Regions from separate parts of the Mus musculus genome. Here region 2 is linked to region 1. The links are chromatin contacts, found by POLR2A ChIA-PET in ENCODE. All regions are on one chromosome and are shown on one strand. The core of a region is the stretch at or near the end of the contact, and the rest is flanking DNA. Distances in the headings are between cores, read along the strand shown.

Region 1 (6,416 bases), core at 2,323-4,822:
TCACAATCCTGCTTCCTGAGTGCTGAGACTTCACTGTGCAATGCTGTACCCATCAAAGAGTAATATAGTAAGATAGCATTTTGTTTTGTTTTGTTTTGATGGTGTTGCTTAGCAATCCCAGGCCCCTTCTCTAAATGAGCACTCTACTATTGGGCTAACCCCCTAGCCCTTCTTGAGTGGCTTCCAAACAAACAAGTGAGCTAAACTTTGTATCCAACTCTCTTTTAAAAGCATTAACCAAATTCCTTGGGCTTAGTTTGCTGTGTATTTTTACCTTGCATTTAAGATGCACTGGGGTTCAGCAACCTGTAGTCAAAGGACGATTGAACTTCACTTTGTGCTAAGTCTCACCAGGAATCATATGTCCATCCCCCCACTCAAGACTGACAATGACCCTTTTATACCCGTTAGACTTGTCCTTAGCCCCTTGGACTTTTCTGTTGTGGCAGGGGTGAGAAGGGTTCCTCATTGTTGCTATGCGTTCAGAATCACCTGGGTTGCAGGGCCAGCTCAGATATGAATTCAGCGGCTGAGCTTAAAGTGTTGCTACAATTACCACAAAAATACACAGTTTAGTGTGACCCTCAGGAATCAACAAGCCATTTTTTTAGTAGACATCCTAGCATATGAGAGGTAGTTGCAATTGTTCTTCTTGTTGTTGGTTTTTAAGTATTTGTTGTTCATAGGAAAATTGAATCAGTAATCTAGTGATCTTACCTGAGGGGTTTTGCTTCTCTGAAATTCATATTCCACATAAGGAAAATGAGGGGGCCAGATTGGACCTCCCTAAAGCTTTAAATAAATTCTAAGTCCCTAGGAACCTTCTTTCTCTCTAGAACCACCAGGGGGCACTCTCTCCTCGATGCCTCTTGGCCTGGTGACTGGCTGGGTCCCGCAGGATCTGTGTGCACAGCTGGAAATCAGGTTAGCTGGATCCAACTATGCCTAGAAAGACCTATCCAAGTAGAGAAAGGCAGATCACAGAATCAGTCCCTGAAGACAAGACTCTGTTGTCCTGATATCCACTGACCATTAAGTAGAAGAGAGGCTTCCCACCCACAGCTGGCTGGATGATACATTTCCAGGCCTGCCCAGGACCCTTTGAGTACGCCTATTCTTCTGTTTCGATTTGGACATATTGAACACTTATAGTCCTGCAGCAGGAACTACCGCAGACACTGCACATCTGGTACAGACTGAAAAGCCCCTGAGTTCCTTCCCAAAGCACATGTGGCCTTGGGGAAGAAATGTGATGGGCAGGAGAAAGGGGACAGGCCAAGACTGTGGAGTGTAGCCGGTGGTGGTGGTGGTGGTGGTGGAGACAAAGATGATGGTGATGGTGGTGATTTGTTGGCTTTTTCTGTACCCTGCCCACAGACTGAAAGACAGAAACATTACTGCCAGAATTGTCACAGGTGGGCCGTGAGATTGGAGTGTTGGCAGAGACTCTATTGGGTTACACTGTGTCTGGGAGGGAGGGAGGAAAGGAAAAAGGAAGTGGGGGGACAGAGGGAGGAGTCCTTTTCTGGTTCCTTTGACCCTGGTATCTCCCATCTCAGGTCTGGTTACCTACTCCCTAGGAAATGCTTGATTCGTTAATGGTGACCCAAAGACCTACACTTCCCGTAAGGGTGGGACAGCCACCATTTTAACTCCAAGATGATTTTAGGAAAGTTCTTTGGTTGGCTTTATGTCTAATTACTTGTAATGTGGTCTTCCTTTGAACTGTCAAGGGCAAGGTCTGATTTCTTTGTGTATAAGAAGCATGGGACATATCCACTCAAGCGAGGCATTGTTTCTCATTGTATTTTTATTGTGTTTATCTTTAAGGTCTAGCTCTAGGGTTGACCTTAAAGTCTAGTGTGTGTGTGTGTGTGTGTGTGTGTGTGTGTGTGTGTGTGTTCTGTTATTTTTAAAATAGGAGTTCATGTAGCCCAGGTGTCTTAGTTAGGGTTTCTATTGTTAAGACAAAACACCGTGACCAAAAAACGAGTTAGAGAGGAAGGGGTTTATTTGGCTTATACTTCCATATCACTGTTCATCGTTGATGGCAATCAGGACAGGAACTCAAGCAGGGCCAGAACCTGAAGGCAGGAACTGACGCAGAGGCTATAGAAGGGTGCTGCTTCCTGGCTTGCTTTCCCTTTTAGCCTTTCTTATAGGACCCAGAACCAACCCAAGGATGAACTACCCACCCAGTGGGCTGTGCCCTCCCCCACCAACCACTAATTAAGAAAACACTTTACAGCTGGACCTTATGAAGGCATCTTCTCAGCTGCGGTTCCTTGTTCGTATGTCAAGTTATCAGAAGACTAGCCAGCACACCAGGCTTTCAACTCACCTGTAGGCCAGAATAAACCTAAATTTCTGATCCTCCTACTTTACCTCCTAAAGACGAAAATTATAGCTCTGTGCCATCGTGCCCAGTTTATTTTGATTTTGGATTTAAAGTCAGGGTTTTATCCATACTAAATGAGTACTCTATCAACTCAGCCACAGTCATGATCTAGGCTGCATGATGCTGGTCTTCTGTCGAGGGTAAGGATACAATTTCCTTTGGATATTAAAGGGCTTTAGTGAAGGGGTTGTTTTATTTGGTTTAGTTTTTAAGACAGGGTCTTGTTATGGAAACATGAATGGCCTAGGATTCACAATGTAACCCAAGCTGCCCTCAAATGTGAGATCTTCCTGCTCCTGCCAAATGCTGGGACTACGGGTGTGTCTTAAGTAGTTTGCTTTAAAGCGGCAGTTTTTGACCTGTGAGTTGTGACCCTTTGTGGGTCGAATGACCCCTTTCACAAGGGTCACATATCAGATATCCTGCATATAAGATACTTACATGATGGTTTGTAACAGCAGCAAAATTACAATTAAGTAGCAACGAAAATAACTTTATGTTTGGGAGTCACCACAACATGCGGAATTGCATTAAAGGGTCACAGCATCAGGAAGATAGAACTGTTGCGTGCAGGTTTTTGTTTTTGTTTTTTTTTTTTGTTTTTGTTTTTTTCTTTTTCTTTTTGGTTTTTTGAGACAGGGTTTCTCTGTATAGCCCTGGCTGTCCTGGAACTCACCCTGTAGACCAGGCTGGCCTCGAACTCAGAAATCTGCCTGCCTCTGCCTCCCAAGTGCTGGGATTAAAGGCATGTGCCACCACTGCCTGGCTTGCATGTAGTTTTACGCTCTATCTGCCTTTAGCTCCGGGAAGTGACCGCACTACCAGCCCCTACCTGGCTTCCCTTAAATTCTCAGACAAAAGACACACACAGTTTGTTCCTTTTCAGCTTGCCTTAGGACACAATTGCTGGGCGTTACTATCTCTCGCCTTTAGTAATATTTTTATCTCCACTCTTCCCACAAGCCCTAAACTTCAGTGGCTAGTCCCACCTAGGCCCCGCTAAACATCCCTAACCACCCGCCTGTAGTAGTGGTCACAGGCCCCAGCTCGTCCTGGGACCTCACATGGCTGCTGTCATCTCTCTCCAAAGCACGGCAAAAAAGCCTCCTCTCCTTCCTTGCATCTTCTTTTCCAATTGGGACCTGGAAGTCCCGCCTACCTTCTTCCCAATTGGCCCACGGCTATCTTTACTGACAGATAAAGAACCAATTGGAGAACAGGACCTTAGCATCAGAACCGCCCCTATAGAGAATCACTGCTTTAAAGAAATTGGCGGACAGAGCCAGGAGGGCAGGGAAGCATCACCTCTGACGACTGATGGTTCTGTTAACTCCGTTGGCAGGTGACTGGCAGTGGGCTGCAGTGCACCTCAACCCAGCCTTGATTTTTAATTCTTCCATGCTGACTTTTCTTGAAAATTCTGAAGACTTGCTGTAGAAGACATTCACATTTGGAGATGAGAGGCCTGCTAAGTTCCAGCCTCTCTCTGCCCTTCACCGCCTTCAAGGTGTAGCCAAGTCATCTAAGCCCCAGAGCTCATTTCTTGAGAGCTGAGCTTTGGGGGTCAGTGCTGTGTGTTCCACAGATGATCTGACCCCGGCTGACCAAGGGGCAAGATCTTGTTCCCCACCTTGACAGAGGGAACAGTTTCACAGTTTCCACACCTGCACCCAGTCTTCGTTTCCTTCGCACACCATTCTGTCTGGAACTGTTCAGTTGTGTGATTCTGCCTTATTCAAGGGACATCTTGTCCACTGGAGGCACCCGACAAACAGCTAATGAATGCAACACCGTAGGAATTTCCTTTTTTTTTTTAAGATTTATTTATTTTTTTATATGTAAGTACACTGTAACTGCCTTCAGACACACCAGAAGAGGGCATCCAATCTCATTACAGATGATTGTGAGCCACCATGTGGTTGCTGGGATTTGAACTCAGGACCTCCGGAAGAGCAGTCGGTGTTCTTAACCGCTGAGCCCTCTCTCTAGCCCCCTGTAGGAATTTCCTAAACCCTCTGATTGCCCAGATTCCCAGAGACCATCAATATACTGGGCTTGCACACATAAGATCAGAACAAAACTTCCTAGATCCTCCCTGCCCTGCCCCTAACATCACACTGGTATGTCTGAGGGGCACAAGTTTCATAAAGTGTTCTGTGGGGTTTTAAGGATTAATAATAATAATAATAATAATAATAATAATAAAAGTGTTATTATTATTGCATCAACCACCAAGGATCCAAGACCTTGCTCCTCCACCTTGCCAGAGGTGTTGTTATTATTATTATTATTATTATTATTATTATTATTATTATTATTATTGAGGCAGGGTCTCAGTATGCAGTCTTAGCTGCCCTATAACTATATAAACCATGCTGCTCTCAAACTCACAGACTGCTGCTCATGACTGCCTCCCAATTACCAAGGTTAAAGGTGTGCACCACTACACTCAGCTCCCTAGAATTTTGTGTGAAGAAAATGTCTTGATTTGGGGTGAACACAGCTTGATTCTCAGACACTTGAAAGGTGGCTGGAATGATTAAAGAACTAATACACACACACACACACACACACACACACACACACACACAGGATGGGGGTGTGTATAGTCTTGTGTAGACGAGGCTGGCCTCCAGCTCACTTGTAGCTAAGGATGACCTTGGACATTTGACTGTCCTGCCTCTACCTCCTTGGGGCTGGGATTTCAAACATTCACTGCCACAGCCAGCTTAGGTTGCGCTGACGATCGAACCTGGGCTTTGTTCATATTGGGTAAGCACTTTATCAACTGAGCTACATCCCAGCCCAGGAACTGGCTTCTTCATGTGTTAAATTAGTGCTCACAGGAGCCATATCTTCCCTGTCTGAGTGTGTGAATATGTGTGTGTGTATAAAAGCACAATGGAGTGTTTGCTTCTGTGCACAAGTATGGCCATGTTTGTGCACACCTGAAAACGAAGCACCGGAGAGTAAGACACACATACCATCACCCGGGACAGGACAGCCGTTTCTAAGTTGTTACTTTTTATTTTGAAAGACTTGTCAAGCTCTTCACATTGCTGTGAGAGTTTGCATGGTTAATGAGAAGCAGCTTTTTCATGAAATGCTTGGAGGGGAACAATTTCTCAGCCTGTGAGATCTGACCATTCCGTTGGCTTGGAAGTTTCTCTTGATTAGTAGAAGGTTTCAAGTGGCAGGGGGTGGGGAGAGGTGAGGGGGAACATGCTAGAAACTTTATGACAGCCATCTAGATGTGAAAAAAATCAAACCAATTCACCAGTCTCACTTCCTCTACGTTACAACCTTTTCTGTCTTCCTCTTGAGTCTCACTTTCCTGAAACAGCCTCCCAGTGCCTAGAGCTCCCGGCAAGAACCTGAAAGCCCAATTGCAGTTGAGTGATGTTCTGGCCCACCCATGGCTCACCAAAACTAAAACCAACAGCCAAACATGGAAAGAAACGCCCTAAGAGTCGAGAAGACAGCAAGGTCCCGGGCTGCTGGGAGTCTGTCATGTGTGCCACAGCTCTGGATTATTCTGTCTTTCCTTGACCTAGGCTACTAAGACTTGCCATGTGGGTTCTGACTGGTGGGTCCTCAGGTCTCACAGCATCTTTACCCAAATTTTGTACCTGTGTCTGTAACTTCCCTCTGCCTAACTCCAAACCACCAGGGGAAAAAGCCCACATCCCCCAAAATGAAATAAGCACAGAGTCTGGGTGAGTGTTAAGAGTCAAATGCAAAACAGAAATGAAAGCTAGAGATATCTCCTCGTGCTTGTGGACGGTGAGCTTATGCAACTCCGTTTCCAACACAGCCAGTGAGACACTGGGTAGTGCAGGGGACCAGGAGGCTGTGGATGGGCCATGGCCTCAGAGTTATGTGGGAAAATGCTGTGACTTGGGTTCTAGTTTCTTTCTTACTTTGTTTTTTTTTTTTTTTTAGCACCGTTAATGTATTCAGTTAAATCTATGTTAGCACCTTATCCCCAGGCGGAACAGCCAACCATCCAAACATTTTA
Region 2 (5,917 bases), core at 636-3,135, 77 kb after region 1:
CCCTGCACTCGGGAGGCAGAGGCAGGCAGATTTCTGAGTTTGAGGCCAGCCTGGTCTACAAAGTGAGTTCTAGGACATCCAGGGCTATACAGAGAAACCCTGTCTCGAAAAAACAAACAAACAAACCCAACCAACAAAGCCTCTACAGCTCCAAATTAAAGCCCACATTCCTTGGTTGGGCTAGCAATCCTACCAAGCGTTCCTAGAAGGAGGTTCCCACTGGAGGCTCAATGCTAGCTGCCTGTTGATAGGCTCTGACCCAGTGCTGGAGCACTGCACTGTCTCTTGGTTCCTGGCTTCCGGATTCCAGGTTCTGCCTGGCTGCCTTTTCCTTCCAGCCTGGGCTGGGCGAGCCCTTTCCCTTTGCACGTGGGAACTGTGCACGTGTTCCTTTTGGAAACTCGCTGTAACACTTTAACACCTGTATTTTCGGTATTTAAGAGGTTAGGGCAGGAGGATGGCGAGTTCGAGATCAGCCTAGGGTATGGTAAATCCAGCTCAGCATAGGCTACAAGGGGAGACCTTGCCTCGAAAAGCCCTGAAACAAAACAAATTAATGCGAGTTTAGCTTGCTTTCAGGATTTCATGTCACTCAGAATGGCCTTGGACTCGTGTAGCTCAGGATGGCCTGGAATTCTCCCTGCCTCCAGGGAACACAGACTAGTCTAGTTTGTGTTTAGCATTTGGATCACAGCTCTTAATATAAAATGCTCATGGTGGCCAGAAGGCTCACAAAACCCCCCCGAGTTGGGGTCAGCAGCAGACTGAGGTACTACTATTTGGACCCTGGAGCCTTTATGGGGGAACCTTAGGCGTGTCTGCCTAGGAGTTGGGTAAAGTTCCCATTTCAGTTTGAAAAGCATGTGACAATGGCTGGTGGTGACGCATCCTATAACTTTCGCCAGCCAGAGGGTGATCAAAGATGGGATGTTGTCTCTGCAATCACAAGATTGGAAAACCTGAAAACGTCCAGGAGCCACCCGGGCACGCCAGCTTGGAAGCCACCCGGGAACAAGAGCATTCCCAAACGCCAGGGAGGCTGCCTCGCGGTATGCTCTGGGGTGCCGACCAAGCCAGTTTCGCTGTCCTCGGTCGCCACTGCATTCGTGCTGAGTAATGCTAAGGGTCAGCAGCTCCTGCTCTTCCGAAATGCATGCAAAAAAAGTTTTGATGCGAAGAGAAAAAAACCAAACCAAAAAAACAAAACCCGGGAAACTGTTACTTAGATCCCGGGTACCAGAGTCGCCTGGGAAGGCGGGAGACCGGTCCTCGAGGACAGGATTCAACCTAAGAGGAAGAGAAAGGAAAGGGAACGGAAGACGCAGCTAGTCCATCCTCTTAACCGCTCCAGAGGGCACGGCGGCCCTGGGGCTGCCTTTGGAGAGGGCCATCCCTCCCTGTCAATCAGCTCCATTCGGTGTTGCGATTGGCTGGGGGCTTCCTTGCTCCCCGCCCGCGCCTACCTCCTAGTTGCATGGGGTTTACTTCCCCAAAGTACACGGGCCCCACCTTGTGGATCAACCGCTCCTGCCTGGACAGTGGGTTTCCGCCCAGAAAAAGAAATGTAAGCCAATGAGAACGGGTGCATGCAACTATTGGCTTGTCTGAGTGTCGCTCTCAGTGCATCCCGCCCTCATTTTTATAGACCATCTGAGTATTGGCGAGGTTTCGTGTCCATCTGGGCTCTAGCTCCTTCAGTTATAGGCAGATGCGGCAGCCACTCAGGAGCTCGGCCTCTAGACAAAGACGCTGTCCAATCATAGCCAAGGGGCGCGGTGGCGAGGCGGCCATTGGTCCCTGCATGCGACCGGGAGCAGCAGGTTCGGCTGAGCGCGGCTATATAGCGGGCGGCGGGCACGCGTGCCGCGGCATCGCGCGAGGGACGCCGCCACCTCCTCCCACGTAGCAGCCCTGTCCTCCCGCTCAGCCGCGCAGGTACTTGGGCCCGCGGGTGGGGCTGATCGGATGCGGGCCGGGCATGAGCCGAGCTGCGGCCGCGAGCGGGGCGCCCCGGGAGACCGCGCGGCGCGTCCCCACCCCCACCAACGGCCGGCGCGGCCTCCTGCCTGCGCTTTAGGGCCCGCGCGTGGTCCACCGCACCAACGGCGGGCGTCACGCGTCTGGCCGGCCCTGCGTGCTCCACGCGCATTCTCTGGCGCGCGCCGGCTCTTCCGGATGGTATAGCTGGGCCTGGACCCTAAGGAAGCCTTCGGATATGGGGATGGGGGTTGGGGGAGCCCAAGCTGAGAGCGTGATCGCGCCTCCCAGGGTTGCAGAACGGAGGCGCGCGACCCCGGGTTCAAGGGCTCAGTGGTGCAGAGACAGCCACGCCAAGACGTGATCTCTCCAATCCCCCCACTGTTTCCCCCTGCACTATGCCGAGAGTTCCCTTTTTTCCCGCCCTTCCCGGTCACCTGGGTGCAATCAGGTAGGTCCAGTCAACAGGAGAACGAGGTGGAATCAAGGCCCTCTGTAGGGAAAGGACAGGCATCTGTGCAGGCTACGTGGCTGTGGGACACCATCGGCCACTGAGCTCTTGAATCTGAGGTGCAAACCCCAGTATAAGAAGTCCCGTGGTGGCATCTGCGAGCCAGTGGGGGACTCCAGAGAAGAGATTAGGAGTGGGGTTTTGAATGACAAAGGAAGACTTAGCTTTCTTCGCACTTACATAGATAGATAGATGCGCCTCCAAGTTAGCTTCTGGGAAAAATAGAGAAAAATACAGTGAGTGTAATGTAATCGAGTGTGCCTCTCAGCAGGTCCGAAACGCACCTCGAGGTAACGGGAAATTCCCGCCAACAGGAAGTCAAACTCTGACATTAGATCTTGACTCTTCAAGACCCCTTTTTAACTTAGAATGTTTTAGTTGTGAATCAGAACAAACTTAGATTAAAAAAACCTTTGTTTGAGAAGGTCGTAAGTCCAAGGAAACAAAGTGTTTAAATTCTTACAAGAGTTGAAGTTAAAGTTTGAAATTGGATAGGACCGGCCCGGGCTTCAGTGCAGAGGTGGAGCACTTGGCATGGAATACAGGAAGCCCCGGGTTCAGTCACCAGAGCCACAAAAATAAGTCACATCTGAAATTGCTGGGGAGAGGATGGTGTCCAGTGTCCAGTTATTGTGCAGTGGGTCACAGTCACCGATTGGGTTTGTTGGCAAGCACAGCCATTAGGTCTCCTGCCGAACCATCGATGATCAACTGCCTTTTTTAAAAATTCTTACTGTGGAGCCCTTCCTGGCCTGGAATTCAAGAGGATCTCAGAATCTTCTCGGTGCCAAGAGTTAAGGTGCCTCCACTAAGCCCAACCGAGTAATTTATTTTAGTACTTACTTGGTTTGACTTCTACGGGTTGCAAAGCTATTTTCAAGGATCTGTGGTCAGCCTATCTTTCTATGCTGAGGATTGCCTTTAACCCCTGGCTAGAAAGCACGTTAAATGGCAGATGTTTCACATCGAAGACTACAACAGAAGTTTCAGGACTAGTTCTTGAGGGGCACATCCTTGCAAAAAGTTAAAGACCACTGACATTTAACAAAGTGGCAACGAAGAACCAAACGCTGTGGGGATGCATGCTGAATTTAACTGCCTTGCTTCTGAATATAACATTGTTTCCTTGGAACGGGTTCTACTTAACCTGCACGGAGGGGTAGGCGAATGTTAGTAATTCATCACCTTTTAAAATAAGGCAGTGACCTGCTTTCTAACTTGGGAAGTTTGAGTCCAGGTAGTGTTACTGAGGTCAGATATATCAAGGGGAAATGATCGAATTGAAGGGGATGGCTATTAATCTCATCCCCACACATTCAAAAGACTCTTGGCCTCAGGCAGGTGCTTAGTAGGATAGGGATAGATAGAAACTGACTCCTTAGCTCAGTGTCAGAAAGCAGTGAATTGAAGCAGTGACTGACCGCCTTGGCTGCTCCCTTCCGAGCAGGTCAGAGGTTACTGCTGGTGGAGGTGTCTTTTGAGCTAAGGTTCTAACAGGTACTACACTGCGCAGTTTCTTTTTCTTTTCTTTTCTTTTTTCTTTTTTTTTTTTTTTTTGTCTCGAGACAGGGTTTCTCTGTATAGTCCTGGCTGTCCTGGAACTCACTTTGTAGACCAGGCTGGTCTTGAACTCAGAAATCCGCCTGCCTCTGCCTCCCAAGTGCTGGGATTACAGGCGTGCGCCACCACATCTGGCTAGTTTCTTTTCTTTTAATTCACATTCTGGTTTTTAGTTATCAGCTGTCAGTATAGTGCCTGAGCATTAGATTTTTAGAAATGTCTGTTCTTGACCCTGCTTGAAAGCAGGTTGGCTTTTTTTTTTTTTCAAAATTGTCATCTTTTATATACTAGATTTTCCTGTATTTTTTTAAAAAGATTTTATTATTATATCTAAGTTCACTGTAGCTGTCTTCAGACACCCCTGAAGAGGGCATCAGATCTCATGGATGGTTGTGAGCTACCATGTGGTTGCTGGGATTTGAACTCAGGACCTTCAGAAGAGCAGTCAGTGCTCTTAACCACTGAGCCATCTCTCTAGCCCTTCCCTGTATTTCTGTTGTTGGTTTGTTTGTTTTGTTTTTTTGAGACAGGGTTTCTCTGTGTAGCCCTGGTTGTCCTGGAACTCACTCTGTAGACCAGGCTGGCCTCGCACTCAGAAATCCGCCTGCCTCTGCCTCCCAAGTGCTGGGATTAAAGGTGTGTGACACCACGCCCGGCTTCCCTGTATTTCTGAACTCGATGGAAAGCACAAGGCATAGGTTAGCTTTAAGTTTTTTGTTTTGTTTTGTTTTCGGTTTTTCGAGACAGGGTTTCTCTGTATAGCCCTGACTGTCTTGGAACTCACTTTGTAGACCAGGCTGGCCTTGAACTCAGAAATCCGCCTGTCTCTGCCTCCCGAGTGCTGGGATTAAAGGTGTGTACCACCAAACCCAGCTTTTTTGTTTTTGTTTTCGGGCTTTAGGTTTTTTAAATAAGGTTTACACTTGCATATGGTTTTTCTTTTTTTTCCCCACTTGGAGATAGGTCTTTCTGTGTAGCCCTGGTTGTCCTGGAACTCACTCTGTAGACCAGGCTAGCCTTGAACTCAGAAATCCTCCCATCTCTGCCTCCCAAGTGCTGGGATTAAAGGCGTGCACCACCACTGCCCGGCTAGCATATGGTTTTTTAATGAATTAGTCCAAGGTAACAGGTTTAATAGAAAACTGAATTTGTAACCCAAACCAAGTTTAAGTTCTAGTGCTGAAGTAGAGTTGTGTGCTGTAGAGTTTATATTACATTGCTGACCTAGAGAGGGGTAATTGTCAAGTAGGCAGATCAAGCTAGGTGTGGCGGTGCACTTTTTTTAACTCCAGGACTCCGAGGCAGAGACAGGGAGAGCTCTTGAGTTCCAGGCACCAGCCTTGTCTATATAGTGAGTTCCAGGCCAGCCAGAGCTACACAGTAAGACCCTGTCTTGAGAGAAAGAAATAATGTCCCCTTTCCCCTGTAGTTGTCACAGTTAGTGGGGAACCTTTGCCCAAGCTCGGGAGAACCTTCGTCCAACCTCAGGAGTTAAATTTAGAGTCAGCAGCTGTCACCCCACTTGGAGCTGGTAACTACTGGCTGTTAGCTAGAAATACTCACTATTCTCTACTTAGCTAGAAATATTTACTATTCTCTACTTGTTTTTATTTTTTATTTATTTTTATTTTTTTAAAATGTGCAACTTTATTTGGGAAAGCCGAGCTGCTAGCCAGGTGAATACTTGCATTACTTGCATTACTTGCATTACTGCATTACTGAGTGGGAAGAAAGCTGCAGCCCAGGAAGGCTTTGCAATGCTGTTCTTTAGCGGGTGCTGCATTTTAGGTGTAAAAGGCAACAAGCAATGCGTTTCTCTGGTCACTAGGCCGTTATTTGCTGTGGCAGACTAAAACCAGGACCCCATTT

The links. ChIA-PET counts read pairs that join two places held with the same protein, here RNA polymerase II (POLR2A).
Region 2: POLR2A ChIA-PET joins it to region 1 with 34 read pairs in embryonic stem cell. The contact joins the promoter of G3bp1 here to the enhancer-like site in region 1. POLR2A ChIA-PET finds 5 or more read pairs at or near these places in 4 of 5 experiments (Patski and embryonic stem cell).

The regions. Positions count from the first base shown.
Region 1 is chr11:55,389,099-55,395,514 of GRCm38, forward strand. Sparc (secreted acidic cysteine rich glycoprotein) reads right to left here. Exons shown (of 10, transcript NM_009242.5): 10 at 5,061-6,416. Among named protein-coding and RNA genes, the nearest start is that of Gm31842, 9.5 kb to the left of the region's middle. Within about 2 kb of position 3,573, at least 1 of the 3 ENCODE cell types and tissues checked has a DNase peak (open chromatin) inside an H3K27ac peak, as active enhancers do.
Region 2 is chr11:55,467,867-55,473,783 of GRCm38, forward strand. It overlaps G3bp1 (GTPase activating protein (SH3 domain) binding protein 1), which reads left to right and starts at 1,886. Exons shown (of 12, transcript NM_013716.2): 1 at 1,886-1,935.